Linked DNA regions of Homo sapiens: region 2 is linked to region 1. A link is an interaction called in ENCODE POLR2A ChIA-PET data of the cell type or tissue named here. Cell type or tissue: endothelial cell of umbilical vein. All regions are shown on one strand. Links, peaks and the distances in the headings refer to the core of each region. The heading gives the core; the rest is flanking DNA. Region 1 overlaps DPF3 (double PHD fingers 3). Region 2 overlaps ZFYVE1 (zinc finger FYVE-type containing 1).

What was found. ChIA-PET counts read pairs that join two places held together with the same protein. Peaks named below come from ENCODE experiments on the same cell type or tissue, not always from the same donor. Only the 100,000 strongest peaks of a DNase experiment are listed, where the experiment ranks them.
Region 2: POLR2A ChIA-PET joins it to region 1 with 6 read pairs; 2 of 35 experiments call an interaction of 5 or more read pairs at or near these places.

What each region holds. Positions count from the first base shown.
Region 1 is chr14:72,671,750-72,687,264 of GRCh38, reverse strand. It overlaps DPF3 (double PHD fingers 3), which reads left to right. Exons shown (of 11, transcript NM_001280542.3): 8 at 12,897-13,025. Among named protein-coding and RNA genes, the nearest start is that of MIR7843, 160 kb to the right of the region's middle. RefSeq lists an enhancer at 6,998-7,845. In endothelial cell of umbilical vein, for the core only: no CTCF peak of the experiment used is centred there; DNase peaks (open chromatin) are centred at 7,984 and 8,674; H3K27ac peaks cover 2,898 bases.
Region 2 is chr14:72,969,502-72,985,016 of GRCh38, reverse strand. ZFYVE1 (zinc finger FYVE-type containing 1) reads left to right here. Exons shown (of 12, transcript NM_021260.4): 5 at 3,122-3,228; 6 at 6,048-6,156; 7 at 6,783-6,880; 8 at 6,973-7,090; 9 at 9,296-9,466; 10 at 10,058-10,238; 11 at 10,824-10,937; 12 at 13,903-15,515. The coding sequence ends at 14,135. Among named protein-coding and RNA genes, the nearest start is that of TRC-GCA8-1, 14 kb to the right of the region's middle. RefSeq lists an enhancer at 14,073-14,574. In endothelial cell of umbilical vein, for the core only: no CTCF peak of the experiment used is centred there; no DNase peak of the experiment used is centred there.

The DNA of each region.
Region 1 (15,515 bases), core at 4,270-12,269:
TGAAGATGGGTTCTTCTAGGTTCCTGGAGGTCTCAGCCTTTTGTGCAAGGGTGGTATGCCTGGTGCAAAGTTAGGCTTTTCACCTCTGTTGAGAGAAAAAAGAGCCCCAGCTCTAGCACGCCTTTGGAGGGCATGTTGTACTCTGCAGAGCTGAAAGGGGAGAACCAAGTTGATTAAGGGTAATGTCTGCTGATTAGATAATCTGAAAATTAGTCTGATAATGTGCAAATTATCTAAAAGAAGCATATGATGTCATTGCCACACTGTTGGGAAAGATCTAACAGATGTTAGTCTTCTGACATCTCTTGTCCTCTAACATATGGCTTGAGGGCGGCCAAAAGCTTTAAGAGATAGAGTGAAAATTACCTTTGAAACAAGCTTAGAAATTTTAGATTACTCTGAAAGGTGACTGAAAAGCCATAAAGCCTACACAGCCAACTGCGTACCTAAACTTGACACCAGAAATCCAGCCTTTGTTATTAGGGGAGACAGAGGAAAGTTTAGATACAGAGCTCTTTCTGGGAAATTGGGCTGCTTCTTCCTTCTCAAAGAGTAAATTTGGAAACTAGTAACAGGTGTTCTTTAGAGAAATTATTATTTAACTAGACAGTTTTCAGATTATATAGCAAAGAATCCATAGAGTTGCTCTGGTCCTTGCAGGGGATACTTGGGGCTCATTTTCTGGCCTCAAAGGTCATCTACATCCTTGACCCTGTGGCTGAGGGAATGGCTGTGGAGTTGGTCAGTCCAGGGTGTGAATGGTGACCCTGGCAATCTGCCATCTTCCAGTGGTACAAATGTGGGCCACTTACCTACACTTCTGCTTCTTAGTTGCCTCATCTATAAAACGGGGGTAATAATCCTCCTGACTTCATGGGATTGCTGTGAGTCTTAAATGAGATAATGTGAATGTTTGGCACCATGCCTGTGAGCACTAATGTCCCATCTCTGTCCCATTTGGGCCCACAGGCATGTCTGTGACCACAGATGACTCATCTGAATCATGGTTCCATCTGAGCCCATGTGATGGGACTTTGCCACCACTGTGAAGCTAACTGCCTGTGGGGTGTCATTGGCATCAGCAGTAACTATCAGAGCCTGACCTGGCCCTGGCATATCCTTGGCTAAATCTTAGATATGGGACACAGATCCTTCTGAACAGGCTCATTATGAATATTTATTAAGCACTTACTGTACATGCACCCAGTTGTTGGGAGAAGTGTAACTGGGCCTCCAGAAAGGGATAACGTGGTCTCAGCCCTGGGAGAACTTCTGGTGCAATTGTGGAAATAAGACAGAGTCATAAAACCCAGCCAGAGAAAGCTGTGGAGGGCAATCTAGACAAGTGTGGCACCCTTTTATTTGCCAAGCCATTGCCCTAGGATTGGGGCTCCACGTGTCTCTTGGCTGTCTCTGAATCTCTTTTATTTCTCTCGCATTTTGGGCCTAATTACCTAGAAATGTGCAGGATTGAAAAGACCCACATACCAAACAGCAACAGTGGCAATGGTACTTGCTTGCATTCCTTAAGTGTGTCAGACATGGTGCTAAGCATGCCACATGTATCTCATTCATTCCTCACAATAACCCTGCAAGGCAGGTGCTGTATCCCCCAGAGGACAGCAAGGCACACAAAGACCAAGTCATGTATCCATGGTCAGGGAGGATGAATGTGAATTCATGAGTCATGTACCACTTATTGGGAGAGTTTACTTATTTAGGTCTTTGATTTTTCCTGCCTTGTTAGAAATAAAATTATCTTGCACGTAGAAGAGGAAAGAGGGAAAGAGATGACGGAACAACTAGTAAGTGTCAGGCATTTTACACACATCACCTCATGTTATGATCATAAGTCCATTAGGGACATGTTATTATTCTCATTTTACAGACAAGGAAACTGAGGCTCAGAGAGGTTGAGTAACAGACAGCAAGGTGGGAAGCTGAGATGTGAATGGGCTTGAGTTGGATACCATTCAGTTATGTCAGGACTTTGGAACCCTGAGTGATGGGCCCTAGTCCCAAGGCTTGGATCTTTGTCATGGTCCTACCGATGTCCCTTAACTTTTGCCTCAAGACCAGTTGTCTAATGCATCATGCTGCATTGTGGCTTTTCAAAAGAGATGAACATGTTAATAGGCACTGTCTTAACAAAATTCCATCGACTGGGTGGCTTAAACAACCGGAATTTATTTCTCACAATTCTGGAGACTGGAAGTCCAAGATCAAGGTTCTGGTAGGGTCAGAGTGTGGTGAGGGCTCTCTCCTTGGATTGCAGATAGCTGCTTTCTCATTGTGTCCTCACATGGCCTTTCTTTGGTGTGTACGGGTGGAGAGAGAGAAACAAGCTCTTTGGTGTCTAATAAGGGCACTAATTTCATTACGAGGACCCCACCCTCATGACCCCACTGAACCTAATTGCCTTCCAAAGACCCTTTTCCAAATAACATCCCTTTGGGGGTTAGGACTCTGACATATGAATTTTGGGGATGAGGGACACACTTCAGTCCATAGTAGGCACATTTACTCTTCAAAGCTCTTTACTAACTTAGGCTGTTTGGGATGTTTTAGAGACCCCACCCCTGCATTACAAATTCTAGGTCATACTTTAATTGGTAAATGAGTTTTTTTCCTACAGAAAAAAAAATCACACATCATTCTATTCAATAATTTTCCTGAGTCTTTCTCTCTCATTCTGTGTCTCACTGTCTTTCCTGGCTCTCATTTTTTTTTTCTTCTAAACTTGCTCTTTTAAAAAAAAAAGCTTGAGCCTGAAGTGAAATATTAGGATTCATCCTTGCCTCTTGGTTTTCCTTCAGTCTTCCAAAATATACCCTACATTTTCTCCCTCTCTCTATCTTCTGGCCACCCCTGGCTTCTGCCTGGGTTGTTAAAACTTTTTTGATTGGTCTCCCAGCCTCTAAAGCAGGCTGTGGCTCATACCTGTAATCCCAGCAGTTTGGGAGGCTGAGCTGAGCAGATTTCTTGAGCTCAGGAGTTCGAGTCCAGCCTGGTCAACATGGTGAAGCCCCATCTCTACTAAAAATACAAAAATTAGCCAGGTGTGGTGGTGCATGCCTATAATCCCAGCTACTCGGGAGGCTGAGGTGGGAGGGTTGCTTGAAGCCAGGAGGTTGAGGTTGCAGTAAGCCATGATTGTGCCACTGCACTCCAGTCTGGGAGACAGAGAGAGATCTTGTTTCTAAGAAAATATATATATATGTAAAATATAAAGCAGATGATGTCACTCTCATGCTCTCAACACTTTCATCACGTTTGAATACAACCCAAACTCCTCATCTTGTGGGTCTGTGTTTTGCATCTGACAGTGTGGTCAGAAGCACCTGGGGCTTGGTGACAGCTTGTCCAGGTTTGCCCAGCTACAGCACTGAAAGCCCCACGCCCTAGAACCCTCTGTCCCAGTCAAACCTGGATGCGTGGCCACCCTACCAGGGGAGCTTTTAAGACATGTAGAATCTCAGGCTGTACCCTGGATCTATGAATTCCAACCTGATTGTTAATGAGATCCCCAAATGATTTGCACAGCAAAATCTGGGAAGCCCTAGCCTGTGAGGCCCTGCGTGTCCACCTCTCCGACTCACCTCCCCTCAGGTGCGCGGTTGCTTGGGTTCAGAGCCAAGTGAGCCACTGACTAACGTGTGACCTTAGCTGAGCTGCATAGCCTCCATATGCCTCATGGATCACTATGTAACATCAGATCATTAATGGCATCTATCTCATAGGCTATGATGAAGATTAAGTGAATGACTTCCGGGTGACATGACTGTCACACCAATTAAAGCCATGTTTCTCAAGCTTGAGGCTGCATCAGAATCACCTGGAGCATTTGTTAAAGCACAGCCCACCCACTGGATCCCACCCCCAGAGTTTCTGATTCAGCAATTCAGGCCCTGGAATTTGCTTTTTTTTTTTTTTTTTTTGAGATGGGGTCTTGTTCTGTCACCCAGGCTGGAGTGCAGTGGTGCGATCTCGGCTCACTGCAACCTCCACCTCCTGGGTTCAAGTGATTCTCTTGCCTCAGCCTCCTGAGTAGCTGGGATTACAGGTGTGCACCACCACACCCAGCTAATTTTTGTATTTTTAGTAGAGGCGGGGTTTTGCTATGTTAGCCAGGCTGGTCTCGAACTCCCGACCTCAAGTGATCCACCTGCCTTGGCCTCCCAAAATTCTGGGATTACAGGCATGAGCCACTGTGCCTGACTGGGAATTTGCATTTTTGACAAGTTCCCAGGTAAACCACTACCTTACAGAAATCTAGCTTTCCAAGACTGATGTTCAGTCAGTCAACTTCCTTTTAATTCCTTTTTTCTTTTGGATGCACTGAGCCAGGTAACTGGCCAGGAGTTAGGTTGTACTGTCAAATTGAAGGGGCAGCCTTGGTTTTTGCTCTTTTCCTAATGCTCTATCCCATGTAGGGCAGACGTCTCTGACTCTCAGCACCAACTTCCCGGCCTGCTTTTGGAGTGCGCCCCTGCGTGTGCCACCATCCTCAGGCTGTGCTGCCCCAAGACTCTGTGGTCTCTTGATTCCTTCCAAATCCTCAGGTCTAAAGCAGAAGGCTCATGCTTTCCCTTTTCTTAAATACGGCTTTCTGTCTGAAGAACAAAGAAAATGCTGGTCCCCTTGCAGACAGAGTTCAGTGGTGCTAGTGAAGAGGGTTGAGAGGGCACGGCTGGGCAAAGCAAAACAAGGGGCTTGTTGAATCCTAATTATGTCGATAATAATATCCCGACAACTTAAACAGACAAAACTCATCCAGCTCTAACACACCAAGCTGTCTGGAATTCATTAAGGGGAGTGACATCACTTTGTTCAGAGCCTGGTTGATATAGTTGCTCTCAAATTAACATTTTCTCCTTCAACAAACTCATTTGGTAGCAATCACAAGTTGCCACACCAGGGCATGAACTGACCCATATCACCAAACACTGGAAAACTGAAATATCTCATTACGTGTCACGTAATGAGATATTCATCTCAGTGTCATGAACACTGAGAACATTCCTAAGCTTTTTTTTTTTTTTTTTTTCTTGAGACAGAGTCTTACTCTTGTTGCCCAGCCTGGAGTGCAGTGGCACAATCTTGGCTCACTGCAACCTCTGCCTCCCAGGTTCAAGTGATTCTCCTTCCTCAGCCTCCCGAATAGCTGGGATTACAGGTGTGTGCCACCACACCTGGCTAATTTTTGTATTTTTAGTAGAGATGAGGTTTTTGCCATGTTGGCCAGGCTGGTCTTGAACTCCTGACCTCATGATCCACCTGCCTTGGCCTCCCAAAGTGCTGGGATTACAGGCGTGAGCCAGCATATCCGACCCATTCCTAAGCTTTACTTGGTCTTTTTCTTACTATTCCGAAGCATTAATGGCAGACCTAGGGTTGCCCACCTAAAGCTGGAGCACAAAGGACATTCCTTGGGGGCCGTGTGACCATCTAGCCCCAGAGCTGGTGACATGGTGCACACACTGCTGGCAAATTGTTGTGGCCTTTTGGCAAACCGCAAATTACAACTCTCACCAAATATATCCATCTCAGGATGGAGACATCAGTGTGAGTGGATATGTTTTCTGCTTTTATGGCACAGTTTTTGGGAGTAAATATTCACCAGGTTTGTATCTAAAGATGTAAGTATTGGATAAAGATGGAGGAAAAGAAGGCAGGCATAGGAAGGGTGGAGGGTTGACGCCACATTTTGAAATATTTATATTATTTCTACAGTCACCAAAACACGCAGCAAGATGGGGCCTCTGTTCTCACTGGCTCCTGCTGAGTCCCTGGTGAGAGACAGAATGAGTCTCAAGACTCTGGGGCCAGCTGAGCCTGGGGATTCTTGATGCCTTCCATTCTGGTTGACTAAGAAATGCCTAAGAGAGAGGATTCCTGGGGGAGGTAGATGCAGTGGCTTTCCACACCACAGCTTTCTTCTCTCCAAGGGGCTCCAATATTTCTCCTTCCCACTTCTTCTGTGCCCCGATATAAGAGGGACTTAGGATGGTCACCCTGTGCTCGGGGGACTCTCCGTCCACTCAATTCCTAGTCATTAACTTCCCTTTGCCTGGCAGATTTTTTTTCCCCTCAAAAAGCCTCTGTGATGATTTGTCCATCCTTTCACTCAGCATTGATTGTCAGCTCTGTGTCACTCACTGCTGGCCAGGGGCCAGGGATACCGCAGTGAAGGACATGGTTCCTGCCCTCAGGTGTTACTCATGTGCCCTCAGGTAGCACATGGGTAACAGGCAAAGAGGCATTTACATGAGTATAGAACAGTGATGAAAGGCTGGGTTCCTCTGGGTGTGGAAAACTTGGCTTTTCTGTCTCTTTCTTCACCTGATTATAATGCTTGAATAATAGGCCTGAAAGGGACCTCAGGACATCACCTAGCGTGTTCTCTTGCCTCTAGATCGGCAACGCAGTCAAAACCCCGGGCCTAGGGGCCCTTCCCTGTGTGCAGAGGCCTCTCCAGAGAAGCCCGCCCTCTGGCCATGGCTTTCGTTGTTAGCCACCTGCCTTTCCAGCTCTCCTGTGGCATGTGCTGCCATTCCAGCTCATCTTCTCACCTTGTCCTTGACGGTGCGGAGTGTGACAGTTTATCAGCCCCATCCATAAATGTGAGGACTCATGACAGCAGCCCTGGCCTCAGCGCCTTCCGCATCCGCTCCAGCGTAGTCCCCTTTACTTTCCCATATATTCACGGTGTCCTCAGAGCTGGTGGCAAGATGGCCTGTGGGGAGAGCGAGTTCTCTGCCGTCGAGGGCTCTGACGATTGGAGGGTCCTGTGGGGAGCGGGCCCTACTGTCTGCTTCCCCGCCAGGCTTCCAGGCCCCCTGCCCCTCCACATTTGGGATGAAGCCTTCCTTTGTCTTCCTCCTGGAGCCCTGGGGCGGGACCTGAGTTGCTATTAGTGGCCAAGGAGAACCAGCCTGAATGAAAGCCCCACACTTTTTATTCCTGGGATCTGTGGGATTTATTTTTTCATCAGTTCTAGGGAAGCAGTGAAAAAAGGTGTCAGGCCTGGGGGATAATTTATATGAGTAAACACGACCAGCGAGTGGGAGCATGAGAATTAAGGCCATTTATCCCGGCTTTGATGCTCCCTTTGCCCTCTGGTCCAGCCTTCCCCACAGTCTCTATCACGCCACTTTTAACCCTCTCCTGGCTCTGCTTCACGCTGGGCCTGCCGGAGCTCCTCGCAGGCGCCTTGTCTCCCCAGCCCGCCTCTCCCTCCTCCCGCAGCCCTCATTAAAGGCTAGGCCGAGGTAGCAGGCTGTGGCAGTGGCCTCCAGCTGAGGCTTGCTCCTGATTCTGCAGGGAAGGCACGTCGGGGTCCACCCTTACTCCCCACCCTCTCATCTCCGGCCCCCAAGCTTCCTCCTCTGGACTGGCCTAGCCAGCACGTCCCGCCTGGCCGGCCTGGGCTGCCTGTCTGCTTTCCCTCCTTTCCTCTCCCCTTTCCTTCCCTCCGTCGTCCTCTGAAGATGCGCTCTGCACAGCCAAGTGGCACGGGGCTAGCATGCTTTACACTTGAGAGATGAAGTCATAACAGGTGGCAAGAGCGGAGGCTGCCGGAGCCCAGGATTCCGGTTGCCATGGAAACATGTCAGACCTGTAGAGGGACACGGGAACTGTCAGCCTGTGGAGGGTGGCGGGGGGAACAAACGAGAGGGGCGAGGAGAGGCGCATCTCTTCCCAGAGGGCTCTGCTCACTGCCCCCGAATTCCCCAAGGGCTGTGCACCCCAACTTCCCAGGCTAGCAGGCTCCAGAAATGGAGCTGCTCAGCTGGGGCTGGGGCTGGGGCTGGGTGGTGGGTGGTGGGCACCGAGCGTGGCCGCGCATTTGTGCACACCAGGCCCTGGCAGGTGGTCAGAGCGTCTGCTCAGGATGTGAGGCCATGCTTTTGTGCACGTGCCAAGGAGGAGCCTGAACTTCTGGCCAGTTTCCTGTTCCCTAGGATGCTTGGGACGCAGCTCTGGTCTCAGCAGAACCCAGACGAGTGGCTGTTGCCGACGGCTGGTTTGTCCCTGCCAGTCATTCTTTCTGTGAGTGGCAGGCACACCACAGCGGAGATCCGACTGGGAGGGGGAGAGGCGGTGCTGCCTGGGCGGTAGTTTTATGGAAGATTTGGGGCCTTGTTTGCCATAGACATAAAACCTGATTTAACTCAAAAATCCTGTAGCGAGCACTGATACCTTTCCAGAATGCCTGCTCTCGCTTCCCTGAGCGTGGTGATGGGGCTGTGTGAAGCTTCACTTTTCATTTTTCTTGCTTTGATTTATCTGAATGCTCTTCCCTGCCTTCTGTTATTTTTCTTCTACTTTCTTCATGAACTTTGTTCCTGATTTCCATTTTTTTTCCTTTGAGCTTTTTAGAGTTATCTCCCTCAGGTAGATTTCTAAACTCTTAAGGCTCACTTTATTTTCTCAGCAACTTACTTGTATCTCTTATATGATCTCAGCCCATGAACATTAATCAACAGAAAACCACATCCATCATCGCAGATGCTGCCATAGAGATGCCAGTCGGGTCTTTGCCCTCCCCGTCATCTTATTCTATAAAGCGGGACTCAATTTCCCATAAGCAGAAGCAAAATCTCTATTTAAATCCCACTTACAAGGTCTGGGCGAGCTTCCTATTTGTAGTAAAATCTTTTTTATAATGATCTCATATACAGTACCAGGAAATTGCTCATGGCTGGGTCAGGCCATAGGCCAACCTAGCCATGATGTGAGCTTTACTTAAAAAAATTCCTTCATGAGCCTCTGGAATTCTCCAGAGAAGTGTTTTCATAGAGTAGATGACAATAAACAGGATCACCCAGGATGGATTACTGTAGTAGGGACATTAAATTTAAGTTCAAAGGGAATTTCCACTTTTATCAGGCCGGTCTCAATAATTTTTATAGCTTTGGGCTTCGTAAATATCATATTGGGCGAATCAGGTTGACTCTAAAGAGATTTATGAAATATTTTATATGCAAGGTATGGCTGCAAAGTGTTTACCTCTGGACTTCCCAGGAGGCAGAGAAGTGTGATTAGAGGCACAATCTCTGGGGACACAGACAAACTGGGGGTGAAACCTGCCTTCGAAGAGCCCAACCGAGGCTTGGAGCCAGCGCTTTAATCTCTTTGGATTTCAGTTACTGCATCTGTCAAAAAATTCCCTACTTCACAAAGTTTTTGCAAGAATCAATGAAATAACATATATAAAGCATCCAGCAAAAGATTTGCCACAGTTTTGTGGTGTGATAAATGTCTGCTTCCTTTTCTTCTCCTTTCAATACGCAGTTGAACAAAAGGGAAGCTGAGTGGATAGGCATGACCAGGTATCCTCTTCTCAAGAGACAATGAATCATTGTCTTCTATGTTCTTGTGTGTTTGGTGCAGAATGATGTCTCGCCTCCCACAGGAGGGGTACAGTATTATTCTTCCAGTGACTCAGGGCCATTGGCTACCGACTTCTGTGTACTCTGGGAGCTGGCCATGAGACCAGGTGACAGACCAATTCATGCACACATGGACCAGCTCTCCTCTGGTAGGGAAATAAACCAGGGGCAGTGAATGATATCCGGTGCTCCCAGGGCATCACTGTGCCACCCACTAACATCCCTGCCATCCCTCTCTAAAGTCACTCATCCCACAGATTGTAGGGGTTCCAACAACGGGTTAGACCTGGTCTCCAACCTGAAGGAGTAGACCTATTTAATATGGAGAGATGATAATGTGAAACGGGGAGAGGAGGCACACAGACTCAATATAAACAAGGGTCATAATGGTGATATCAACAGTACCCTCCCCAGGGCATGACTGATATGTTTTAGCTGAAGTTTGGGAGAGCTCCATGGGAGAACCCTTGCTCTGAAACTAATCCCAAGTACCAAAATGTTTAAGAAAATCAGGTGCATAAGCAATTAGTCCATTCCACACCATCTGACCACAATGGAAGGATGCTTTGAGCTCACTGTTGTAAGAAAGAGTAGAAACTGAAGCAAAAATGATTTCTCTGAAAAATAAAACAGCTGTGCATGATCACTTTCTATACTGGGCCATTGCCAGACTAAAAATGTACCTCCACACCCCAGCTGGCCTGGCATGTCACTCCTGCACATACCGGGGCCTATACATGGGATTTTAGGACCTCCCTCACCCCTTGGACAGGAACTCTGTATGGCCAACAGGATGCTGCTCAGACTCCATCTCGTCAGAAGCTTCCCTTTTTCAGATGAATTCAATTCTTTTCCTTTGGTCTTTTTACGAAGGCTGAATTCTTCCATCACTGCCTGCTTAGCTCTACTAGATCATTTCTAATTTTTTATTTCTTGTAGTATTAGAGTTCCTGATTCAATAGGGTGTTCTACCAATGGTCTGTTGGTAGTGAATGCTGTGTAGAATTGTATTAGTCCATTTTCATCTGCTAGGAAGAAACACCCGAGATTGGGTGATTTATAAAGACAAAGAGATTTAATGGACTCACAGTTCCACCTGGCTGGGGAGGCCTCACAATCACGGCAGAAGGCAAAGGAGGAGCAAAGGCACATCTTACATGGCAGCAGGCAAGAGAGCATGTGCAGGGGAACTGCCCCTTTTAAAACCATCAGATGCCATGAGACTTATTCACTATCACAAGAGCTGCTAGGGAAAAACCTGCCCCCATGATTCAATTATATCCTACTCAGTCTCTCCCATGACATGTGGGGATTATGGGAGCTGCAATTCAAGATGAGATTTGGGTGGGGGCACAGCCAAACCATATCAAGAATTAATCTGCAAGCTTTTATACTCTATATTTTACTTACTCATCCTCATACGTCATGAGGGAGACAGTGTGTTGGAGAAAATCAGATTCTTTAGTTGCTTAAAGATCTTGTGAATGGGGAGGAAATTGAAAATTATAGGAAGTCCCTAAGAGTATAGGAGAGAGACAGCTGAGGAGACTAGGCCCCCTGTAAGTTTTTATGAATGATATATATGGGATTCTCTGATTGCCTTCCATACAGGAAGCTACCTAAGTAACAACTGGCATCTCCACATTTTATATCTAGCTCATATCAATCATGACACTTAACTTTGGTTTACCCTCAGCCCCTAAATTTAGTATACCCTATCTCTTCTTTCTGTTCACCATTTGATAGTTTTCCATCCATATCTTGTTGAGGAAACCCTGAGTTTATTTGCTTCATAGAGATGCTTGGATTTTCTTAGGAGAGTTCTAAAAATGACTAAGATGGCAATTGAGGGAGAAGGGAGAAGGGGACTCTGGTACTTCTGGATTTGGGCAATGAAAATTTATAGGCAGAGTAAAATATTTGCAGATATACTGCTTTTTGGAGATTATTTGCAAAAGCATTCTGTATGCCATGCAAATGTGTTTGAGATCCAGGGACTGATGAAGACAAGCCTACACTGAACAGACCCCAGAATGTGGCCAGCTCCTCTGTGTCCCCCAAACAGCTAACACTTCTTGCAGAGAATTGTCTGCCTCCCTGAAGATGGAAATCAATGACTTAGAAACCAATTAAACAATCCAAATAGCAACTGATAAATGGATTAACCCTCTATAATGAAATTCCTCTAGCTTTTGTCTTCCGCCTTCCCCAGGTAGGTTTTCTATTCCTGGAGGCAAAGCAGAGGCATGGAGGAAGTGGAGGCCAGAGGGAATCACATTAAAGTGGGTGAATCCGTTTATCACTTACTGTCTGGATGGTATTTCTGCTCACATCTCTGCTTCCTTTTTCAGATTTGTACCGTATGGGACCCTGATTAACGTTAGCCAGTGAATAATGAAAGGCAGCAGCAGACACTGGGTCTGGTGAGGAGGAAGATACTTGGGTGGTTAGGGCTGATCCCATAAACAGAAAGACTTTTCTTCTTAGTTACAAACAGGGAGTGTGAATATGACAAAGAAATGCCCGCAATAGGGAGGGAGAAACAGAAAAAGGGAAGTATTTCTCTCCATGCAAATAATCTGTTCAAGGCTTCTCAAGCAGCCCCTGGAAATGGAATGATTTTGGTGCATAAGGACAGGTGCTATTCTCCTCACAGGCTTTGTTTTCAAAGTCATGTCCTAAGATTTTTCTTTGCTTTTGTTTAAGGACCTCCAGCAGGAGTGGGTTTTGAAGTTAGTGTGTTCAGTTATTCGTGACGGTCTTAAGCCTAAAGACATGCTCAGTAACTCACCGTTTAATCCATCTCTGGCATGAGGCTGAGCCAAGTGCCTAGAAGCCTGGGTCTAGTTCTGATTTTAGGCACTTGGGGTCTTGGGCACTTTCCATGATCAATGGGTCTGGACTTCAGGGAGATGAGACTCCCCTTCAGGGAGATTGATACTCCACCAAGTTGTTTGTCCAAGTCCCCAAGAGCATCTTTGGTGTTATTCCTGGAAATGACCTCCCATCAGTGCTTCTTTGTTTTCCATTTCAGGGACAGGAAGAATATCTCCTAAACAAGAGCACTGTTCCCAATGGCAAGGTCCAGGCACTGGCTCTTTCCTCTCCCTGTCCTCACACCATGGTGTGTGGTTTCCATCTGATGCCTGGGGCCTGGGCCCACAGGGCTGATTGTTTAGGGCTGAGAGTAGTTCACTTGACCAGTACCTCTTCTGGATGGTTTGATCATCTAAGGATGCAATCAGAGGAGCAGGGTGATTTCTGCAACAACACAGAGCTGGGGAATACTCTAAAAATTAAACTCTGGGTGACTTGCAAGATATTATTAGTACCATTAAACCCGGAAGGATCCAAAAGAAAGCGTAGCCCAATTTGCCAACTTGGTTATAATAAAACCTCAGATTCCTTCTGGAGCAGATTCTACCACACTGTAGGAGGAGAAGAAGGGGCAGTTGAAACTCATGTAAGCCTGAAATTGGAATGTTTTAAATGTTCCCACAGCCCAGAAAGGACCGGATGGAACAGTCATTCCCAATAACTACTGTGACTTCTGCTTGGGGGGCTCCAACATGAACAAGAAGAGTGGGCGGCCTGAAGAGCTGGTGTCCTGCGCAGACTGTGGACGCTCTGGTGAGTGTGGCCCCTTCCCACACCGGGTGCCCGTAGACCAGGAATGCTCCTCTTGCATTCCTCTTCCATCTTGTGGTGCTGGAGACTGGAGAGGGAAGCGATGGTGGCAATGCTTTCGAGTGGAGAGGAGTTTTCAGCTCATTCTGATATTTTTCTTCTTTGGGTCTCAAGAACCAAAAGTTATGCCCTAGGATCCGGGGGAAAGGGCAAAGAGAAGTTTTGGGTTTGTGTCTGGCCTTTCCATGAGGTGCATATTTCTTTGTGCGTGTTTTTACGGACCACAGCGAGGTAGAGTGGAAAAACCTGGAGAGAAGGCAACGTGCTTTCTTGTAGTGGATGATGCACATGTAACAGAAAGATGAGTTTGTTCTGTGGAAGTGCCTAGGGCAAACCCGAAGAGTGTGGTGTGGTGTGGAAACATGAGTATTCGGAGAGCAACCACATCTTGAATTGTGGGAGTCAGAGATCCCCGGGCTCCTGGCTAGCTGCATAAACACCACCGCCATTGGCCACTAATCTCATTTTCTAAAACAGAACAGAAGAGACCCCGATAGATCAATGAGGCAAAAGGACAGGCATTCCTAGGGCTAATCTGCAGTTGATTTGGTGTATATGTTTATATTTTAACCTATCCAAAGACTAAAATAACAGAAAGAGACTTTTGGTCTTGTTCCTTCATTCTTAAAATGAATTCAGGTCTTCAGGTTATGTTCAAATGGTTGTTTTGTTTTTTAGTTCTAACCAAACCATTATTTTTGGCTGGCCATGGTTGGTTGGTACTACCTATTTTTCATATTGTATTATGTCAGCACTAGACCACAGTGTGAGGCAGGGAGGAGGGAATTTCAACCCCATTTTTAGTCTCATCAGCCCCTGATATGAGTAGGTGAAACAGTTTGGTTGGATGCTTTGTTCCAGCAATGAGGAGTCATTTCTCCTTTCTACCTTTCTATCCAGTGTCTTTTTCACTCCCAGTCCCCAGAGAAGAACTGAGATGACCCCATCATGGTTGACTGTAGCAACTCAGCTCTTTCCTTGCTCTGTCTGCAAACCTTAGCTTTAGCCCTTTTATATTTTGATGGTAGGGCTGTTTAGGGCTTAAGGCTGGCTTGAGTAGCAAATCAGTAATTTTAAAAGGACTGTGGTTTCTGCTGCACACAACCCTCAACGTGTGACTCTCAAGGGTGGTCCATTTGTGCAATTCTGTCAGTTCATTTACTTTCCAAACATGGTACCTAACATTGAATTTTTTATTCTATGGATGCTAGCGTAGAAGACAGGGCCCTTGTGATAGCGGACTCTGTTTTTTTAAGATACTTAAAAAAAACAGATGAAATTCAATGCAGTGTTTTTTTAAAAGCAAGCAATCAGATGAAATCTCTACTTCCAGAAGCAAGGTCACTTGAAGTGATGGTCTAAGCAACACGTTATGGACTGCTGTAGGTTTGGATGGGTTAGAGGGGGCAGCTTCAGAATTCTCATTGCAAACTGCTGTAATTTCTCCCCTTCCTTTCTTACAAAAGAGGGGTGCTAGAATCGAAGCCATGGGATGTCAGGAGTGGGAAGTTGTTTTTTTCTATGCAAAGCCTCTTTCCACAACCTTCCCTCAGCTTTCCCTCCAAGGTTCTGTCTGCTATGTGGCTCAGGGAGCCATTTTCTACCAGCCTAGGTATTCTCACTGCATTTGCCAAGGATTGGTTTTGGTAGATGATTTAGTCAAGGTCTGACTCTAATGTTCCTGAAATAGTTGATACCATGGGAAGAAACAGGTGTCATTGGCCCATGAGATGAGATGTGCTTGTTAAGGCAGGTGGGCGAATACTTCTCTGGAGCCTCCCTACGGTCCTTCCAGAGAAGAGTATGGAGCTTGGAAGAGCTTCCTTCCCCTCCCATCTACCCTACCACTGCTGTTTCCTGGGAGAAAGTGAGGTTCCTGAAATTGGCACCATGAGGGATGTATCATTCCTTTATACAAGAGCAGTCCTGGGGCTCATTTAGAATGCAAAAAAGTTTAAACCTGAGTTTTACAAATTTCAGGATGCTCTGATTTATTAGGGCTTTTCTACTCCTATTTCTCACCTTTGTAGTGCCCTGAATGAGATTTGACAACTGAACTTTCTGGAGTAACCGATACCTGGGCATGGCTGGTGGCTGGGTGTGTGTGTGTGTGTGTGTGTGTCTGTGTGTGTGTGTGTGTGTGTGTGTGTGTGGTGTGCACACGTGCACATGTATGTGGATGCAGATCACAGAAATTTCCTCCTGTGGTTAAAGGAAACAAACTATTTTATCACCTACCACTTATCAGACTTTCCAACTTCCTTTTGCTTTCAGTGCAAATGAACGACATGGCGTAAGGGGAGAATTGAAAGGGTTCTGAAAGAATGGGATTAGAAGCGGGTAAAATAAAAATGAAATAGATGGAGGCTTAACCACCTTGAATGGGTTATCTGACAGTAATACCTTTGTACAGCTGACTGTCAAAGTGAAGGA
Region 2 (15,515 bases), core at 4,329-12,328, 300 kb before region 1:
CAAGGGCAGGGCCAGGAGAGGAGGAGGGCAAGGTTGGTTTGTGAAGGGGAGTTGGTGCTGGGCACTTATTCCAGCAGTTCTAGCTGAGTACCTGTTAGGTCCTTTGCTAGGATTTGGAGGAGGATGCAAAGGTAGGAAGCTGCTTTCACAGTATTTATGATCTAGTCCTGGAGATAAAATACAGCAAACCCATAGCTTTGCATCATTGCCTAATTATTTAATACCGAGTTACAGTATTGAGTACAATGGGCTGTCAGAGAAGGCAGAGAGTGATGTGGTTGGAGAGGCTTCATTGGAAGAGGTGAGACCACAAACATCCCTGAAGAATGGGTCTCAGGTAGAAGCAGGAGAGAGAACGCTGTATAGGCTGAAATGTATAGGCCGACTTATAATTCCACTTGCCCTGCTTCTCATTTATTCTCAGCATTTCTATATATTCATTCATATCCTCTTTCAAGATCTTCATGTTTTCAATTTTTTTTTTTTTTGAGACGGAGTCTCACCCTGTCACCCAGGCTGGAGTGCAATGGCGTGATCTTGGCTCACTGTAACGTCCGCCTCCCGGGTTCAAATGATTCTCCTGCCTCAGTCTCCTGAGTAGCTGGGATTACAGGCGCCCGCCACCACGCCCAGCTAATTTTTGTATTTTTAGTAGAGATGGGGTTTCACCATGCTGGACAGGCTGGTCTCGAACTCCTGACCTCGTGATCCACCCACCTTGGCCTCCCAAAATGCTGGGATTACAGGCATGAGCCACCGTGCCTGGCCCCATGTTTTAACTCTTTATCAAAGTACCCCCAAAAAGTATAGGACTTATGCATTATTTGTCAGACCATTTTTTTTGTTGTTTGAAGTCCAGGGTTGCCGCTTGGTCAGCCGTGGCTGACGGATGGTGTTCTATGGCCTCTGCAGTAGCCCTGCAGGACCTGAGTGAGAATGTCCTTGGGTGAGTTGTGTACCTTCAGTTTGACCCACTCCTTGCCACTATTCTGGTCCTACACCTGACCTGACTCAACATTGATATTACGTGCCTTTGTAGGGACTTGAGTTTGCAACTCCTGGTGTTAAGACTGCATTGGACTTTTTAATGATCGCCATTCTAACTGGTGTGAGATGGTATCTCATTGTGGTTTTGATTTGCATTTCTCTGATGGCCAGGAAACAACAGATACTGGAGAGGATGTGGAGAAATAGGAACACTTTTACACTGTTGGTGGGACTGTAAACTAGTTCAACCAGCGTGGCGATTCCTCAAGAATCTAGAACTAGAAATACCATTTGACCCAGCCATCCCATTACTGGGTATATACCCAAAGGATTATAAATCATGCTGCTACAAAGACACATGCACACGTATGTTTATTGCGGCACTATTCACAATAGCAAAGACTTGGAACCAACCCAAATGTCCATCAATGATAGACTGGATTAAGAAAATGTGGCACATATACACCATGGAATACTATGCAGCCATAAAAAAGGATGAGTTCATGTCCTTTGTAGGGACATGGATGAAGCTGGAAACCATCATTCTCAGCAAACTATTGCAAGGACAAAAAACCAAACACCGCATGTTCTCACTTATAGGTGGGAATTGAACAATGAGAACACTTGGACACAGGAAGGGGGGGAACATCACACATCGAGGCCTGTGGTGGGGTGGGGGGGAGGGGGGAAGGATAGCATTAGGAGATACACCTAATGTAAATGACGAGTTAATGGGTGCAGCACACCAACGTGGCACATGTATACGTATGTAACAAACCTGCACGTTGTGCTCATGTACTCTAGAACTTAAAATATAATTAAAAAAAAAAAAAGACTGCATTGGAAACAGGAAAAGGAACCTTGCATAAGAAGTTCTAATTGTTCAGCTGAGCATGGTGGCTTACGTCTGTAATCCCAGCACTTTGTGAGGCCGAGGCGGGTGGATCACCTGAGGCCTGGAGTTCAAGACCAGCCTGGCCAAAATGGTGAAACCTCATTTCTACTAAAAATACAAAAAATTAGCCGGGTGTGGTGGTGGGTGCCTGTAATCCTAGCTACTTGGGAGGCTGAGGCAGGGGAATCTCTTGAACCCAGGGGGCAGAGGTTGTAGTGAGCCAAGATCGTGCCAGTGCACTCCAGCCTGGGCAACAAGAGCAAAACTCCATCTCAAAAAAAAAAAAAGTTCTAATTGTTCTTCGTTTAAAACCTAACCTGCCCTTTTTCCAGATCTCCTTTAAAATTCTCTTCTGCCCGTTTATGGAAGGAAGTAACATATTGTCCTTTTGTTAAGGCTTCTTTCCCTTATTTTCCCTTGGATAATGCCTGGCTTCTTCACACTGGGGCTGGACTGAAAGTTAGAAGCTTGGAGCAGCATGTGCTTAGTGATTTCTAAAGTGTGGAAAGCGCCTTTCTGTAATTAGCCTGAGGAATACTTTCAATATCCAGTAATAAGTGAAGATAGGATTAGGAATGGAAGCTACATTTCAACCTGAAATTTTCAGTTTGCTTTGTGGATATGTTATCTTCTTGGCATTTATTTTGGCCATTTGCTGTCCTTTGGGTAATGTCTGTTTTGGGGGTTGGTAGAGTTGATAAATGACTGGCAAACACTATAATAATTCTTCTTCTTTTTTTTTTTTCTGGTGACATTTTTCCTGCTTTGAGTTTGTCTATGGTCTAGTAAACTCCAAGTAAGTGCCTGTGGTTATAGCTGGGATAGAAGCCCGGGAAACTCACAGATCACATCTGGGCTCTGCCTGTGGCTTAAAGAGGAGCCATCCTCGTGAGTCTTGGTTTCTTGGTTCCAGCCTCACATAGATGAAATGGGCATTCATCATTATTTGTGGTGGTCTTGAATAAAAGACTGAGTGGTGTGAGGTGTTTATAACCTGCAAGGCAATTAGGGGAGAACAGTAACTTTGCTTATCTTGACCTCTTGGGGAATGGGCTGGTTCTTTCCAAGGTTTCCCATGGTAAGGACTGATGTGAGTGGGGTCAGGAAGGTCAAGGGTAATGAGCAGAAGTTACTGGATTTCTTCTGTGCCTGTGTTGCTTGTACGGTGCCTGCAGTGGGGGGCCAAAGTGCGGAGCTCTCTACTGAGTGCCATCATATGTCACCTTCCCTCCTTGGCAGGCACTAAGTGACCGCTTCAGCGGTGAGATCCCCGATGACCAGATGGCGCACAGCTCCTTTTTTCCAGATGAGTATTTCACCTGCTCCTCCTTGTGCCTCAGCTGTGGGTAAGTAAGGCCGCTCCCCCACCTCCCACCCCATACCTTGAGAATAGAGCCTTTGAGTGGTGCTTCCTAGACTTTGGTGTGGATGCAGATCCCCTGGGATCTTGCTAAATTACAGGTTCTGATTTAAATTATCCAAAATGGTACACTCCCATGTTCCCACAAGATCCTGGTGGTCTAGGAACCACACTTCTGAGGTAGCAAGAGCTTGAAGGACACATGGTGGTGAAGAATCTCCTGGAAATTCCAGCTGGTATAGATGTGAAATTGACCAGCTTCTGGTTTGGGAGGTTTTTAGGGCAGAAGACTTTGGGTTGCCTGCTTTTCTGTGTTTTTTCTACCAGAGTTTCCAGTCACTTATTCATAGTATTCTAAGTATTCAAGTGATATTTGAGTGCCCCCCCTGTGCAAAACACTATGGGTCGGTATTGATTCCAGGTGATTCCTTTCACTATTAGGGGAAATGTTTAGAGCACATTAGAATTTTCTGGGGAGCTTTCAAAATTATTTATGCCAGGGCACCACCTTCTGGGATTCTAATTAACGGGTCGTGTGTAGGACCTCTGCATTGCTATGTTTAAGATGCTCCTCAGAGGATTCTAAAGTGCAGCCCGAGCTGAGGACATTGAGTTGGGACAGTGCTTCCGAAACTTCAATTGTGTATGCATCACCTTGAGATTCTGTTAGAATGCAGATTCGGAATCAGGTCTGGGTGAAACCTGAGATTCTGCATTTCTGTCAAGCTCCCGGGCAATGGCTGTGCCTTTGGTTTGTGGACCGCACTTTGTTATGGTTAGAGCAGTGATCCGCAAATTTTAGCATGCATCAGAAAAACCTGAAGGGCAGGATCACTGGGTGCCCCCTCCACAGTTTCTAATTCAGTAGGTCTGAGATAGGGCCTGGGAGTTTGCATTTTAATAAATTTAATAAATTCTCGGCCGGGCACGGTGGCTTACGCCTGTAATCCCAGCACTTGGGGAGGCCGAGGCAGGTGGATCACGAGGTCAGCAGATCGAGACTATGGTGAAACCCTGTCTCTACTAAAAATACAAAAAAATTAGCCTGGCACGGTGGCCGGCGCCTGTAGTCCCAGCTACTCGGGAGGCTGAGGCAGGAGAATGGCGTGAACCCGGGAGGCGGAGCCCGCAGTGAGCTGAGATTGCGCCACTGCACTCCAGCCTGGGCGACAGAGTGAGACTCTTTCTCAAAATAAATAAATAAATAAATAAATAAATAAATAAATAAATAAATAAATTAATTAATTCTCAGGTGATGCTGATGTTCATGGGGACCACCCTTTGAGGATCACTGGATTAGTTTGAACTGTTGATGGCTGTTAAATCAGTGTGGTGACTTGTCTGATGGGCCCCAGGGGATTTAAATGCAGTGTGTCGAGGTCAGATGGCAGCCTCCATGTCCTGTAGACAATCCCTTCCACTCTTCACTACCAAATTGTCTTTGCTTCTACCAGAACCACCCTGTCCTGCACACTTCTCCTTTTACAGGAGTAGACCTGACCTACATCTGTTATGAATGGTCATTTCACTTTGAGTCCTGTAGGCCACCTGCTGCATGCAGAACCACCTCTGACCTTGCCGAGAAAAAGACCTGCTTCTTGGATTATACAGCCTGGGCAAGGGAGAACTAAGGATTATCTTGGAGAGTTCAGTTTGGAAAGGGGAGAGGGATGTTAGTTGACAGTGTGACTTACCTTCCTTTTTGCATGCCCCATGAGCCCAGCACAAGAGACTTAAGCACTGTTGGATCATTGCTTTCCCATTGTGAGCCTCCCCAGGATTTCTGGAACTTTCCCTTTTATCATAGTGAAATTCTAAAGTCCTGATCTCTGTTTTTGCATTATCAGGATGGCAGAGCTCATTGTTCATTTGGAAGGCTTGTTCAGCCTAAGCCTCCCCTTAATGCATTGCCAAATTTTGGGGTTGGTTTTCATTTTGCATCTTGGCAGCCTGTTCTGGGTAAACGTTCCATTTCATCTTGTTTGGATTTTTTGAGTCTTCTGAGAGACGTTCAGGTTTCCTCTCTGGTCAAGTTGGTATCTTATGGCTCCTCCATTTCTGCTGAGGGGACAGGTAGTTTTTCCAACAAGGGATTTCTGGGTGTATTTTTTTTTTTTTTTTTAAAGACAGAGTCTCGCTGTTGCCCAGGCTGGAGTATAGCGGTGTGATCTTGGCTTACTGCAACCTCCGCCTCCTGGATTCAAGTGATTCTCCTGCCTCAGCCTCCTGAGTAGCTGGGATTACAGGCATGAGCCACTATGCCTGGCTAATTTTTTTGTATTTTTAGTAGAGACGGGGTTTCTCCATGTTGGTCAGGCTGGTCTTGAACTCACTGCAACCTCCACCTCCTGGGTTCAAGCGATTCTCCTGCCTCAGCCTCCCGAGTACCTGGGACTATGGGTGCCCGCCACCATGCCCGGCTAAGTTTTGTATTTTTGGTAGAGTCGATGTTTCACCATGTTGGCTAGGCTGGTCTTGAACTTCTGACCTGAAGTGATCTGCCCCCGTCGGCCTCCCAAAGTACTGGGATTACAGACGTGAGCCACCGTGCCCGGCTGAGATTTCTTTTTCCCCTGTGTCCTCATACAAGGATAGTAGTCGCTGTGCCTCTGTAGTGCTGTTGATTGCAAGTGTAACAAAGAGGCATGTGGGTTTCCGGCTACCCTTTCTGTGTTCAGCATCTGAGGCCCAGTTAGTAATCAAGGTCTGGTCGTGGCCTTGTGCCTGGCTCAGGGTCAGGCTGTTCTGTGTAAGTGGCACTGGCTCCTTTAGCCGTCTCATTGTCAGTCTTTGGGCTTCATTCAGGGTTGGATGTAAGAAAAGCATGAATCATGGGAAGGAAGGAGTGCCTCATGAAGCCAAGAGCCGCTGCAGATACTCCCACCAGTATGACAACCGAGTGTATACCTGCAAGGTGAGTCCTCCGAGCTCCTCCCTGTGTCAGCAGCGGGCTTGCTGACCACTCTCTCTTTGGCAAGACTATCTTGGGGCCATTTTTTGCTGCATGCTGAAGTATTTGATATTCAAATTGAATATTTCTGGAACTTCTCTCCAGCTCTAACAAAAAGCACTCACATGTCTTCATTGGTGAGGGTCCCTTTGTTTACTGTTTTAAGCTTATTTTCTTCTCATTCTGTTGAGCTTGTATGTAAGGGTAATTTATATCGAACATTCATTCTTTTTTTTTTTTTTTTTTTTTTTTTTTTTTGAGACAGAGTCTTGCTCTGTCAGCCAGGCTGGAGTGCAGTGGCACAATCTTGGCTTACTGCAACCTCCACCTCCTGGGCTGCAGCAATTCTCCTGCCTGAGCCTCCTGAGTAGCTGGGATTACAGATGTGTGCCACCATGCCCAGCTAATTTTTGTATTTTTAGTAGAGACAGGGTTTCACCATGTTGGCCAGGCTGATCTCGAACTCCTGAGATCGGGCAGATTGCTTGAGCCCAGGAGTTCACAACCAGCCTGGGCTGGTAAAACCCCGTGTCTATTAAAAAAACAAACAAAAAACAAACAATAAGCTAGCAGAGTGTTTCCTGTTTCAGGCCTGCTATGAGAGAGGCGAGGAAGTCAGTGTAGTGCCCAAAACATCTGCTTCCACTGACTCCCCCTGGATGGGTCTCGCAAAATATGCCTGGTCTGGGTGAGTTTAAACAACATGGCTCAAGGTTTTCTGGTGCGTTTGTCTCCCCAGGCACCTGGCTGGGTAACAGTATTGATTTGCTTTCCTTGTAGGTATGTGATCGAATGTCCTAACTGTGGCGTGGTCTATCGTAGTCGGCAGTACTGGTTTGGAAACCAAGATCCTGTGGATACGGTGGTGCGGACAGAGATTGTGCATGTGTGGCCTGGAGTAAGAACTGTTGGATTTCTCTGTTTTTCTTTATCTTGTGTCGTTCAGTTTTTCATGTGTATAGAAAACTGGAACCTGCTTAAAATTAAGGTTAACCATGAATTTCAGAATGTTGGCGGTTTAGAAAGGCATGATCTGGAGAGCTTTTTTGTTCTCTAGACCAAAATTGTTTTTATTTTTTCTTGCATATATATTAGAAGTACAACTTTAAATGAAATAAACTAAAAATCTATAGTTTTACTCCTTTGGCAAATAAAACGTTTTTGCATGTTCTACTCATTCATTTTCTATATGTGTATGTTTTTCTAGATGCAAATATTTACATGCCTTTTTCCTGCTTTTTTTCCTCACAATGCTATTTTATTTAGTTTTATTTCCACCTTTTTAAAAAGATCATTAAAATGCTAGTCACCATCTTCGTGTAAGAAAGCCATTTTTTTGTTATAGGAAATTTTCTTGAAGTATATTCTAAGAAGTGGGATTCCTATAGACGCTTAATCTTTTTTTTTTTGAGACGGAGTTTCGCTCTTGTTCCCCAGGCTGAAGTGCAATGGTGAGATCTTGGCTCTCTTGGCTCACTGCAATCTCCACCTCCCGGGTTCAAGTGATTCTCCTGCCTCAGCTTCCCGAGTAGCTGGGATTACAGGCACGACCGCCACGCCCGGCTAATTTTGTATTTTCAGTAAAGACAGGGTTTCTCCATGTTGGTCAGGCTGGTTTCAAACTCCCGACCTCAGGTGACCTGCCCACCTCGGCCTCCCAAAGGGCTGGGATTATGGGCGTGAGCCACCGCGCCCAGTTTAATGATTATTTTTTAACTTTTGAATTCCAGATGTCAGAAATACAAATCTGTTTGTGAGGCAGTGATATCATGCTTTCATTCTGCATTAAATCACTGTTCACACTTAGCATTGTCCATAAATCACAACAAATCCAAAACCTTTTCCTTTCATGGAAAAAAGGCAAGTGATTATCCCTGAGGGACTTATTTTACTCTGTGTCATTGTCCTCGCTGGGTGATTCCTAAAGCCACCGTTCAGCCTAGGAGTTCTACCTGCAGGTCCTCTCCTGAGCTTTCCTGGATCCTATAGGTACCATAAAACTGAAGATTTCCTTATTTTTTAAACTTTTTTTTTTTTTTTTTGAGATGGAGTCTTGCTCTGTCACCCAGGCTGGAGTGCAGTGGTGTGATCTCGGCTAACTGCAACCTCCACCTCCTGGGTTCAAGCAATTCTCCTGCCTCAGCCTCCCGAGTAGCTGGGATTACAGGCGCGTGCTACCACACCCAGCTAATTTTTGTATTTTTAGTAGAGACAGGGTTTCACCATGTTGGCCAGGATGGTCTCGATCTCTTGACCTTGTGATCCACCTACCTCGGCCTCCCAAAATGCTGGGATTACAGGCGTGAGCCATCGCACCCGGCCGATTTCCTTATTTTTCTCCTCCTTTTTCTAATTTTCTGGCCCACTGAAATCTGTTATTATATAGTAGTCTCATTATGGGAGCCCACCTCCTTGGCATAATGGTTTATTCCATTATGTCCCAAGGATTTAACGTGGCCTTATAGCGAGAAAGTAAAGGTGGTAAGATAGTTTATGTTCCAGGAAAACAGGACTGCAGTAATTTACTCTCAGGTCACATTCTTCACAGTCCTCGAAATTAGGAGGATACAGATGCCTTCCCTGCTGTTTGTTTGCTCCTTCCTTCCTTCCTTCCTTCATTCATTATTCAGCATACATTGTTGTGTACCTTGTGCCCAGCACTGAGCTAGTTACTTTACAAAATACAAAAATGACAAAGAGTTATTGTCAGGGAGTTCAGAGTTTAATAGGGAAGTCAGATACCTAAATGGATATTGTACTTAGACACACAGAAATAGGATTCCTAGAGATGTCCAAGTATTAGAAGAACTGAGAGGAAAGGTTCTTAACTCAGCCTGCGGTGCGGGGCCCCCTGGAGGAGGTGTCATCTCCTGTATTATATGGGCTTAGTAAGTCCTGAATTGAACAGCTACACATCAAGTCTTATGGTCACTTTGAAGAGAATAAAGCCAGAGGGATTCCTGGTGTGTCTCCGTTCTTCCCTGCCAGGGAGTTAGTGGTTCTGAGTTGGCCACGGTGAGTGTGCAACTCACCAAACATCCCTCTTCCTCCTTCCTTTCACTCCCTTCTCAGAGCATGATGGAAGCCTGCGTTTTCATTTCAGACTGATGGGTTTCTGAAGGACAACAACAATGCTGCCCAGCGCCTGTTGGACGGGATGAACTTCATGGCTCAGTCGGTGTCCGAGCTTAGCCTTGGACCCACCAAGGCTGTGACTTCCTGGCTGACAGACCAGATCGCCCCTGCCTACTGGAGGCCCAACTCCCAGATTCTGGTATGGTGTGCCAGGATGCCCCTCCACTCCTGGCACAGCCCATCCTACTTAATGCCGCTTTGCCCTGTGCTAAGCTTGTTCTGTGAGGGAGACGCAAACATTTTCTGCCAGTGCAGTGAGCTCTGTGAGTACCGGCAAGGGGAGGAGTCGTTGAGGCAGCCAGTTTCTCTTTGCCCATTGATTTCCCTTCGTGTTTTCCTGCAAGTATTTTCTGTTTGGTGAGTTTTAGTTTCCTTGTGTGTGACGACCAGTGAATATTGCTTAGATATGTGAGGACCCAGATAAGAATCTGGAGGAAAAGGGGTCTTTAGAGGTTATTTAGGGTCATCCTCAGCTTGATCCATTAACGCTACAGCACCCAGAGCAAGAGAGCACCCAGCTTCAACCCAGACACTTAGTGAAAGGAAACTCACTGTCCACCAGGCTTCCTTTCCATTCTCAGATAACGCGTTACTAGAAAGCTCTTGTCCTTGTTGAGCTAACGCCACCTGCCTTAGTTTCTGCTTGCTCCGGGGTCTTGTTGACTTTCTCAGCTGAGCAGACATGTACCATACCTACCTGCCTCTCTGTTTTGTTTTGGGCTTGGAACAGAGCTGCAACAAGTGTGCGACGTCCTTTAAAGATAACGACACTAAGCATCACTGCCGAGCCTGTGGGGAGGGCTTCTGTGACAGCTGTTCATCAAAGACTCGGCCAGTGCCTGAGCGGGGCTGGGGCCCTGCGCCAGTGCGGGTCTGTGACAACTGCTACGAAGCCAGGAACGTCCAGTTAGGTAACGTGGGACCTGGGAGCTGCAGGGGTGGAGGGGAGAACCTCCCACATTGGCCCTGGGTGCTAAGAACTGGATATCCAGATGCCCTAATCCACATCTCCCTTGTGAGAGTACTTCTGGTCTTGGCCAGTCAGCCTCTAAGCTCCTTGTTAACAGCGTCCTATGGGTGCTGTTCCTCAGGGGCTCGAACCTGTCCTGCATTCTTAGCTGCAGAGTTGCTTCTGGGGGAAGGGAATGCGCACATAGCAACTGAATTCTGAAAAGGCTGCAGTGTTTACCAGAGATGGCTTAGACCAGTCTTCTCCTTTGAGAAGGTTCTAGTTTTCGCTCCTAGAACCTTTCTGCCTTACTTTAAAAGAAGGGTTATAAAGGAGCCCCAGAAGGTTGCAGCTAAAGGACTAACAGATGTCATCTAATTTCAGAGTCTGGGCTGACCTGACCCACAGCACAGACCCTTGCAGTAGTTGCAGGACAGCACAGTGGTGTCTGGGATCAGAATCCAGAAGCGTTCTGCTATTGGTCCCTGAGTTTTCCATTTGGGAGAGGACTTAGAGGTGACAGCATTTCCTTTATTACTGTCTACAGCTGTTACCGAGGCACAAGTGGACGATGAAGGTGGAACGCTCATTGCTCGGAAGGTGGGCGAGGCCGTGCAGAACACTCTGGGAGCCGTGGTGACAGCCATTGACATACCACTAGGTGGGCCTGGCAGTGCTTCTCTTGGGGGTAGTGGATGCGGGTTGAGGGGTTTCAGGTGCCCTGGGCTGTCACTTTGTAAAGGCTTGCCAACCTAGATTGAGATGGGTGGTAAAGGAATCAATTACACAATGCCACACATTTGCTTGCTTCTGCTGAATGCCTTAGTAGTTTCATGTTTATTGCTGGAAGCCATTCTCTTACAGCATCTAGTGCTGTGTAACGAGCTACCTTAAAATGTAAAGGCTTAAAACAGCCATCTTTGATGTCTTTGCAGGTCTAGAAGTCAGGAAGGGTAATTATTCAGCTCCAAGTGGCATTGGCTCTAGTTACTACCTGATATTCCAGGGTGGTAGCTGGAGTGGTCTCAAGGGTCCAAGCTGACCTCACTTACAAGCTGGGTGCCTTGGCAGGGACAGTTAGGAGGCTGTGTGTAGCAGAGCCTCACTCGGTCTTTGTATTCTCCAGGCCTCTTCAGTGGTTTCTTTGGCACTTCTTAAATGATGTCAGGGTTCCAGGAGTTAATGTTCCAAGAGACAGGAAGTGGATGCTGCCCATCTCTTTTTTTTTGTTTGTTTGTTTGTTTGTTTTTTTGAGATGGAGTCTTACTCTGTCACCCAGGCTGGAGTACAGTGGTGCGATCTTGGCTCACTGCAACCTCCGCCTTCCAGGTTCAGGCAATTCTCCTACCTCAGCCTCCCAAGCAGCTAGGATTACAGGCACGTGCCACCATGCCCAGCTAATTTTTGTATTTTTAGTAGAGACGGGGTTTCACCATGTTGACCAGGCTGGTCCCGAACTCCTGAGCTCAGGTGATCCACCGGCCTTGGCCTCCCAAAGTGCTGGGATTACAGGCGTGAGCCACTGTGCCTGGCTGAAGCTGCCCATCTCTTGAGGCCTAGGACTGCAGACAGGCACTTCTGCTGTCATCTCCTGGAGTCTGCTGCCGTCACAGGTTTGTCTAGATTCAAGGGAGGGGGCAGGAGTGTCAAAGATGGAAAGTGGGTGAAAGATTCTATGGCTGTCTTTAGTCTGTCACACCAGCCAAACTGTTAGTAGTTTAAGATTTAAAATAGCTGGCCGGGCACCGTGGCTCACGCCTATAATACCAGCACTTTGGGAGGCCAAGGCAGGTGGATCACGAAGTCAAGAGATCAGTCTTGGCCAACACACGGTGAAAACCCGTCTCTACTGAAAATACAAAAAAATTAGCCAGGCGTGGTGGCGGGCACCTGTAGTCCCAGCTACTAGGGAGGCTGAGGCAGGAGAATGGCATGAACCCGGGAGGTGGAGCTTGCAGTGAGGCGAGATCGCACCACTGCACTCCAGCCTGGGCAACAGAGCGAGACTCTGTCTCAAAAAAAAAAAAAAAAGAAGATTTAAAATAGCTACCCAGCCCTGGATGTGAGGGGTATTTGTATTTAGGATGGCGAGGGGGAGAGGGAGGGAAATCAACCAGTGCTTGGCAGGCTTACGCAAGGCTGGCCAGGCCTGGGGCAGCGTGGCACATTGTAGGGGAGCGAGCAAAAGTGAGTAGTGATGAAAATGGCCTGGAGCAGATTTCCTCATTGCAGCTCACAAAGTGAGTAGATGATGTAGGAATTGCTGGATTTGCCCAAGCTTAAATCTCAGGTTGCATCTGTCCCCAGGGGTACCTGGGAGAGGCAAGAACTGTCCTTGGCACAGAAGGCAGAGCATAGCCTGCTGGCTGTGCTCACCAAGTGCTCCCATTCTGAGCGCCCACAGGGTGTTGAGTACCAGGCCAGTGTGTCAGGCATGTTCTTTCTTCTCATCCTCATCACAGTTCTTGAAGGTGGGTTGTTAAAGATGAGTAAGCCCCTGAGAGGTTAGCTAACCTTTCTTTTTTTTTTGAGACTGACTCTCGCTATTGTCCAGGCTGGAGTGCAGTGGTGTGATCTTGGCTTACTGCAACCTCCACCTCCCAGGTTTAAGCGATTCTCATGCCTCAGGCTTCCAAGTAGCTGGGGTTATACCACCACGCCCGGCTAATTTTTGTATTTTTAGTAGAGACAGGGTTTCACCATGTTGGCCAGGCTGGTCTCGAACTCCTGACCTTGAGTGGTCCTCCTGCCTCTGCCTCCCAAAGTGCTGGGATTATAGGTGTGAGCCACCATGCCCAGCCTTAGCTAACCTTTCTTAATCCAGCAGCTGCTGATTAACCTGATCTCAGTAGAATTGGGATTTGAGTGTCTGACTCCAGAGCCCAGACTTCTTTATATTTCCTCCAGGGGTTCTTAACACGGCTGCCCCTTCAGTTTACAAGGAGGGCTTCATAGATACATAAAGATCAAGGAGCTGGGTGTGGGGGTGCATGCCTATAATCCTAGCTACTTGGGAGACTCAGGCAGGAGGCTCCCTTGAGTCCCAGTAATTTGAGACCAGCCTGGGCAACAGAGTGAGACCCTGTCACAAAAGAGAAAGAAAGGGCGTGGTGGCTCATGCCTATAATGTTATGCCTACAATCCCAGCACTTTGGGAAGCCGAGGTGGGCAGATCACTTGAGACTAGGAGTTCGAGACCAGCCCGGACAACATGGTGAAACCCTGTCTCTACAAAAATTAGCCAGGTGTGGTGGTGCACACCTGTAGTCCCAGCTACTTGGGAGGCTGAGGTGGGAGGATTGTTTGAACCCAGGAGGCAGAGGTTGTGGTGAGCCGAAATCGTGATACTGCACTCCAACCTGGGCGACAGAATGAGACTCTGACTCCAAAAAATCTTAAAAAATGTGAAAAAGGAAAAGGGAAAATCAGTGCCTATGCGACAGCCCCAAAGACTCTGATCTGGATGTGAGTGGCAGAGCCTGGGCTTCTGCATTTTTAAAAAGCTCTGTCAGCAATTCTGTGTGCAGTTGGGATTATAAGCCAGTAAGCATCCGAGGATGGCCTCTTGCTAGTTGGGCCTCGGGGTATTGGGCTTTGGGTGCCCTGACCATTGTTCCCTGCCTTAGGTCTGGTAAAGGACGCGGCCAGGCCTGCGTACTGGGTGCCTGACCACGAAATCCTCCACTGCCACAACTGCCGGAAGGAGTTCAGCATCAAGCTCTCCAAGCACCACTGCCGGGCCTGCGGACAGGGCTTCTGTGATGAGTGCTCCCATGACCGCCGGGCTGTTCCTTCTCGTGGCTGGGACCATCCCGTCCGAGTCTGCTTCAACTGCAATAAAAAGCCCGGTGACCTTTAACCCCAGCCCCCTCTCCGAGTCCTTCACAATTCCTTAGGTTCTCAGGGTTAGAAACAGTCTTGCGAGGTAGGCCCTCCTCCCAGTCACCTGCTGTGGTGTGTGTCCTCTCCTCTCCGCATCCAGGGCCACTTTCCCTCAGTGGGGGTGAGCCTGGCGGCAGGCCCGAAGGTGTGGACCCCTCAGGGCAGGGGACCTTGCAACTTATCGCAAAGGGGAATGAACCTGAATCCGTTGCATTTATTTCAGTTAAAAATAATGAATATATATGTGTATATCTCTCTCTCATATATACATATGAAAGGCACTCGGGGCGTATCGAGGCTGCTGCTGGCTGTGAAGACTTCGCACAGTCTCCTCCGCACAGGGTGAGGTGGCAGTGGCAGCACGTCTTCCTCATGAGCCGAGCCAGGTCCATGGCCACCACGTGGCTGGCCCCTTCCTCTGCTGCTCTTGGAGCCTTGGAAGCCTCTCCTGTCCTTGGCTCTTCCCTCCATGCCTGTCAGCTGCCTGGGGAGTGAGCCTCCCTGGTCCTTCCTGCCTGAAACAGCCTGAAGGGAATTCTCCCTAGGTCTCCTGGGAGTCGAGTCCCAATTCTTGGCTTAAGCCTGTTTTAGTCAGAGACCACCCAACTTAGCGTGCAGGTCACCGGAGTGGGTGGAGGGTCAGAGGTCGGGTCTTCGGCCCTGAGAAGTAGAAATGCAGGGGCCGTGCTGTCCCTGGTCCCCCAGGGAACAGCAAGGAAGGAACTGAGCCTTCTCCAGCAGGGCTTCCTGTCCCGATGCTTCTGTCTCCACTCGGCTTTCCCAAAAGGCGGCACCCAGCTCCTCAATCGAAGCATCTGCCTCCCACCCCTCGGCCCCCTCAAGCCCACCATCTGCTTCTGAGTGTCGCACTAGGATTTTCATTGCTTATTTTAAAGTGTCTTAATCCTTTGTTCCCAGACACACAACCCCTCTAGCTCTCGGAGGGGCGATCATGAGAAACCTTCCAGGGAAACTGAGCACAGGATGAACTGTTAGTTGTTTTTAAAAGTCTATATAAATATTTCAACAGATCGTAAAGAAAAAATTTATCTCTTTGGTCCTTGCAAGAGAAGTCAAAGGAACTTTTGTTTCTCCTCAAGAGCCTGGACATCTCTGTCTGTCATGACTGGAAAGGGCCCGTTGTGCTGAAATCCTATCATCATGGTGGATTTGATCTTCAGTGGCCAAACACGAATTAAAGTATAATTCTTAACTGAACTGGTGGGTGGGTTGAGCTTTAGGGAAGTATATGGCGGTCATTCCTGGTGCGCCTATCGGTGTGACATGAGCCCTGGAGTGTGTCGTCCCTCTCAGCCCTGCTCCTCCTGCCTCCTGGGGTCCAGTGACTGGGACCCTA